Linked DNA regions of Homo sapiens: region 2 is linked to region 1. The links are chromatin loops, found by intact Hi-C in ENCODE. Cell type or tissue: mammary epithelial cell. All regions are shown on one strand. Links, peaks and the distances in the headings refer to the core of each region. The heading gives the core; the rest is flanking DNA.

The links. Peaks named below come from ENCODE experiments on the same cell type or tissue, not always from the same donor. Only the 100,000 strongest peaks of a DNase experiment are listed, where the experiment ranks them.
Region 2: a loop joins it to region 1, with 3.0 times the contacts of the local background. A loop is called at or near these places in 2 of 110 quality-filtered maps.

What each region holds. Positions count from the first base shown.
Region 1 is chr2:36,506,453-36,509,377 of GRCh38, reverse strand. The region is part of intron 8 of CRIM1 (cysteine rich transmembrane BMP regulator 1); the gene reads right to left. Among named protein-coding and RNA genes, the nearest start is that of FEZ2, 90 kb to the left of the region's middle. RefSeq lists an enhancer at 1,441-1,985. In mammary epithelial cell, for the core only: a CTCF peak has its summit at 1,842 (motif pointing right); no DNase peak of the experiment used is centred there.
Region 2 is chr2:36,403,014-36,405,938 of GRCh38, reverse strand. All of the region lies in intron 2 of CRIM1 (cysteine rich transmembrane BMP regulator 1), which reads right to left. Among named protein-coding and RNA genes, the nearest start is that of CRIM1, 49 kb to the right of the region's middle. In mammary epithelial cell, for the core only: no CTCF peak of the experiment used is centred there; DNase peaks (open chromatin) are centred at 1,428 and 2,028; H3K27ac peaks cover 1,835 bases.

The sequences.
Region 1 (2,925 bases), core at 299-2,798:
TTTTTGTATTTTTAGTAGAGATGCGGTTTCGCCTTCTCTACTAAATGTTGCCAGGTTCTTCTTGAACTCCTGACCTCAAGTGATCCGCCAGTGTCAGCTTCCCAAGTGCTGGGGTTACAGGTGTGAGTCACTGCGCCCATCCCATAACGCATGTTTTTAAATATCCACATGACAACTACTTTTATGGGTGTTAGATGCTATCATATAATACTGCATATTGTATGCAGCATAAGGGATTTCTTACTATTACTTTCAAAAAAGTACATCTTTTACAAAATGATAGTAATTAAAATATTCAGTGTTACATTTAGATATGTTTTTTCTCTATGTGCTGACAAATACCCCTGTATTTGGATATACTTACATAATAGGCTTTTTAGTTCACAGGCTAAAAAATGTGTGTGTTGAAAAAATACTCATATTAAGGTTTAAGTAACCACTATTTGAAGTGTTCAAAGTATCCCGTTAGCAGAATCTGGAGTGATGTTTAACTGTCCTCTGCTAGTCAGTTACAATACTATTTTAGAAGAGCAAAAAGGAAAGTAGCAATGGTGACTAGCAACATTACTGAAGTTATTAGCCTAATAGAAGTCTTCTAAAATGATTTTAAAAGGTTATATAGGGCTTACGAGAGAAAAGGGAAATAGAAATGTTTAAGGTTAAAAAGAAAAAAAGCATGCTTAATTATATAAAGCAAGCAAGTTGAGACCTGTGTGAATTAAATATAGAATTTGAAAGACAATCAAATTTAAAGAAGGGAAGTTAATATGGTGATGGCCAAAGTACAGCAATGTTTGAATATTGTTCTACATGGACTGGTGAAATGGGAAGCAGAGTCTAATTATTGGAATGATGAACAAATTTTTATTTTATCTGGCCGTCCTTTAAGCATGAATATTGTAATAACACAGAAGTCACTGGGAAAAACAGAACGCATCTGTCCCCTCAAAACACACTTATATTATAATCTAAAATTAAAACTTAACTACAATGAATAGGTGAAATGGGTCCGTGTTTTACATAAATATTTCAAGATAGCATCTTTTGTGAATCTCAGTTGGCAATATTTGCATATTTAATTTGCTATCTTTTAAGAAGGAAAATGTGATTTATGGTGTAATTTTCTACTCTGTCATTATCATAAACCTTTTATTACACATATAAATATAACCTCATGTGCCTGTATTACACTGTAAAGCAACTGATTACTAATTTGCATCCTTAAAAGAGAAATTCTAAATGGTTCATTTAGAAATTTGTAATTATATGACTTGAAAGGTCATAATTTTTCATTCCCCATTATTAAGGGAATGGTGAAAAAAGAAGACTTTATTAGTCATGTTTCTCTAACACAGATGTCAATTGTGAACCCATTTTTCTGTCACAAGAATGCTTAGGTCATGGCTACAAATGAATTATGTTGGGAAACAGATGAATTAAAAACACCCTGAAAACCTCCCAGAGTCAGTCAACATCCCTTGGGATTAAATTCCCTGCAATTTTGGAGCCTGAGCACCTTGGTGCCTTTATTTTTCTGGTCCTGCAATAAAGAAGGAGTTTTTCCACAGACCTTGATCTTGAATGTGCTTCACCTTTAAAGAAAACTGTTGTGTCTCCATTCAAGTTTAAACAATGTGATAAAAACTAGTCTGTAATCTACCTCTGCTTTGCAATGGAATGGAATTTCAAACAAAGGCTGGTACATTTAAATAAAAATACAGGACATTCATTAGAAGGAGACTGGCTATGCCTCCTAGGAGTGGGATGCTCTAGTGCTGCCCTGAATTGGGACCATTCTCCTGCATGTTATGCTCTGGCCCATCTACATTCAGCTTCCCAATAGAGGGAGCTCTAGGCCCAGGCCCTAGTATCTTTAGGCACACACTGTATAGGGACAACCATGGTATTTGGTACAGAGTGGGTATTCAACAACATTTGCTAACTAAATGCATCAATCAATGTTCTTGTTACCTACTCCTCCACTGTCATCAAGACTGCTATATTATCAGAGAAATGACAGCATGAAAATAACTTACTCTGATAACATTGAAATTTTCCTGAAATACTAGCACTTGCCAAAACATCTCAAAATACCATCTTCTAGTTCAGAAATAGACAACATTAAAAACTGGAAGGTAGTCCTAAATCCACATATGTCAATTATGAAGTTTTCTTAAGAGAAATGCATCATCATAGCAAACATTTAAATAAAGAGGAGACTGACTGCGGCTGGCTGGAACCTGTAATCCCAGCACTTTGGGAAGCTGAGGTGGGAGAATTGCTTGAGGCCAAGAGTTTGAGACCAGCCTGTGCAACATAGTGAGACCTTGCCTCTGCCAGAAAATAAAACATTAGCTGGGTGTGGTGGTGAGTGAATGTAATCCCAGCTACTTGGGAGGCTGAGGCAAGAGGATTACTTGAACCCAGGAGGTCGAGGCTGCAGTGAGAGCTGTGACTGCACCACTGCACACCAGCCTGGGTGACAGGGTGAGAACCTGTGTCTAAAAAAAAAATAAATAAATAAAAACATAAATAAAGAGTAGAAAAACAGTATTCATAGAAGGGTAGGGGTTTATATGTTTGTTTGTAAAGCTTTAGTACATCACTTGAGGCAACCACGCAGAAAAAGGTGGCTTTATGTTCCTAATTTTTCAGCGTCATGACTTTACCGTGATCTAAAATTGCTTTCTAATACATGGGGAGAAGTTACGATTGAAGAGAAAGTGATGAACAATGGCAAAGTACAGGGCCTGTACAGCATGGCCGGTCGATAGCAACTATGTAGTAAAACTCTGTTCATTCTGGAAAAATAGGAATGTTTGCTCCTATGCTCAAAACGTGACACAGCTGTCGGGGGCGCCATTCATTATATATAAATACAACGTAACCTCCATGGAGAACACACTGTGGATGGTGTCCCCTAGA
Region 2 (2,925 bases), core at 136-2,635, 100 kb after region 1:
CAAATGATTTTTCCAGCATCCGAGTCCCAGGGTTTGTTTTGTCCCTTACCATGAGGTCCTGTATAATATGAAATATTTCATTTTTAATTTAACATTTACTTGAGAAAAAAATTTTTTAATTGCATAATGAAATCATTACCATGTATTAACATTTGAAGCAAAGCAATGTATAAGATATGCTTTTTTAAAAAAACAATGAAAGAAGTAGTGGAAATCAAAATTAGGTCCAGTGACTACTTGAAGATATGATGTTCTCTGACACCAGCACAACAAATCCATTTCTCTGTGCAGCGAAGTCGATTCACATAAACACTCTATAACTTTTCTACTCAAACTGTGGTGAAAATGGGCAGCAGCAGCTTCTCCTGGGGCTTGCTGGAAATGCAGATTTCCCTAGCCCTAGTCTAGTCCTAGTTAAGCCAGCTCTCTGTGTGACCATCAAGCTCTCTCAAGTTTGAGAAACTTAGGAGACACCCTCAGTGCATGATACCCAGGCTCCCCATGGACCTTCAGCTCCGTATGGGACAGCGGGTAGGGGCAGAGCTGGGAGCCTCTGTCTTCCCTGTACTTATGCAATGGCAGCAGGTTTCTTGCTACAGCTGAAAAGTGTCTCCATGAAGCGGTTCTAGTGGCAGGAACATTAAGAGGAAATTCTGTTGCACTATTTCAAAGGCGGCATGAATGCTAATACTCCCAGCTCCACCAGATCACATTTACTTGGGTGTTTTCTGTGAGCATTTTCTCCCACGCACATAAAAAATACCCAAAATGCTTTTGAGAAAAAAAGTTATATAAATAAAAAATGGCATAATATTTCTTTCTAAATACTAAAGATTTGTTTACTGACAAACATTACAGATGACATAAGATTTACAACATTTTATTAGGCCACACACAGCACAGGGTTGTACTACAGCCTCTAGACCAAGGACGAGGTAACAATCGAGAATAAAATTTAGCACGTACGCTTTACTTGTGTAAAGAAAAAAAGGAAGTGAAATAAGTGAAATGTAAAAAACTAAAAATGGAATAAAAAACTCATGATATTACCATTTCCTTAGGTAGCACTGAAATAGTAAATTTAGAGTACAGGATAATTAAGTTAATGATCTGAGGCAACTGTTATCTGCGCTTTTAAAAATGAAAAGAAAAAAGGCTATAAAACAGAAGTCTTTGTGTAAAAATTAGTTTCATTTCAGAGAACATAGCCATACAATGTAAAATCAAAATATAAAAACAAAAAAACAAAGCAAGCTCCCATAGTATATTGAAAATGTGTTGCAATTTAGGTCATTTAGAAAATAGTCCTCAGGTAAAAGCAAACTAAATTTGCCCTAGTGAATCTGAGGTGTAGTGGCACATGGCATGTGCTCAATACATTCTTTTTGAATGAATACATGAATAAATGCATGAATGAATCAACAATTAAAGCAGCTCTAAACTGAAAGCGGTCGCCTCGGAAGGTACTTGTAGAGAATGCTGAGTACCTTCTGGACTGAAAGAGTCTATGACTATAATCCTATTTCTTGACCTCTCTATCCAATTACTTAATCATTTCAGTGCTTCTACTCTGAACTAGCCCTAATTCCAGGTGTGGGTCTGACCAGCTCTACTATAGTCAGATACTTTTAAAGGCTTTTTTGAACAAGGGAGTATAAATTAGTCAACCAATCAATTAACAATTAATTAAAATAATGTATTCCATTTTATACATCTCAATATCATGGGCACTGGCAATTGTGTTTTAGACTTTCACTTGGCTAACAGTAGCAACCCTTGGATTTTCTTCTACCATGCTAACAGAGGAGTCACTTCCTGTGCCAGCTTCCCTGCACGGGGTCCTTTTGTATAAGATACACTTGGTATCACTCTTGGTGTGTTAACATTGCCAGTCACTTTTTTCCTCCATTATGCACATTACTGTCACATTAATCTTCCTAAAAATGCTCATACTCCTCACATCATTTATGTACTCAAAAAGTCATTAGACACCACAGTCTCCCTCAGAGGGTGACTCATAAATTCTTATCTCCAGCTCAGATCTCTCTCTGAGTTCCAGACCTGTAACTCTCATCCTCCCCTTGATTCTCCATAGATACCTCAAACATAACCAAACAGAGTACCTACCTCATCCAACCTCCCACAAAGCTGCTCTCCTTGTATTTCACATTCTAATAAATGACACCACAATATATCCTATCATCCTCCCAAAATCTATCCTGACCACCTCCTCTCCAGCATTTATCTTGATAATAGTCCTCCCACAATCTGGAAGTCTTCCCTTTCTTCATCCCCGAAAGTCAATCAGCCACTGAAGCCCACTGATTTGGCCTCCTTAGTATCTTCCTATCTGTACCTCTCTGTCCGTCCTCTCTTTTCTATCCAAGGCTGCTCTTAAACTCTCCTTCCCTTCTGCTGAGCCAATCAACAAATTTCTCAGAGTTGGACCCAATTCCTAGTTCCTCCACAAAACCTTCCTTGATTTATCCATCTTATGAATGCAACACGGTTCTTATTTGTCCACTCAATATAAAACAATGATGTATAGTATCACACGCCAATTTTTGATTGTCTATTTTTTCTCTATATAGAGGAAATAATTCAAAACAGCCAAAAATCATAAACCATTCAACGTTCTCCAAACGTTTTCAGCTAAAACAGAGGAGAATTATCTAAAGCCCTAAGTGTCTTCCTCCTTTTGCAAAATGTTCACTGTGCAAGCAGCACTAGGTTCCACATATTCTACACCAATCTAACCCATGTGATGTGTGATGCAGCAATGATGAAAACACATTTTATGGATAACACAGACACCTCTTCAGCCAGTTTCTGCCTGGTGATAAATCACTGCAAAGTAGGTTATTCTTATTTTTCTATACAAACTCCTGATGAGGTTATAACTTTTTCTGGAGAGATTTGACTTTT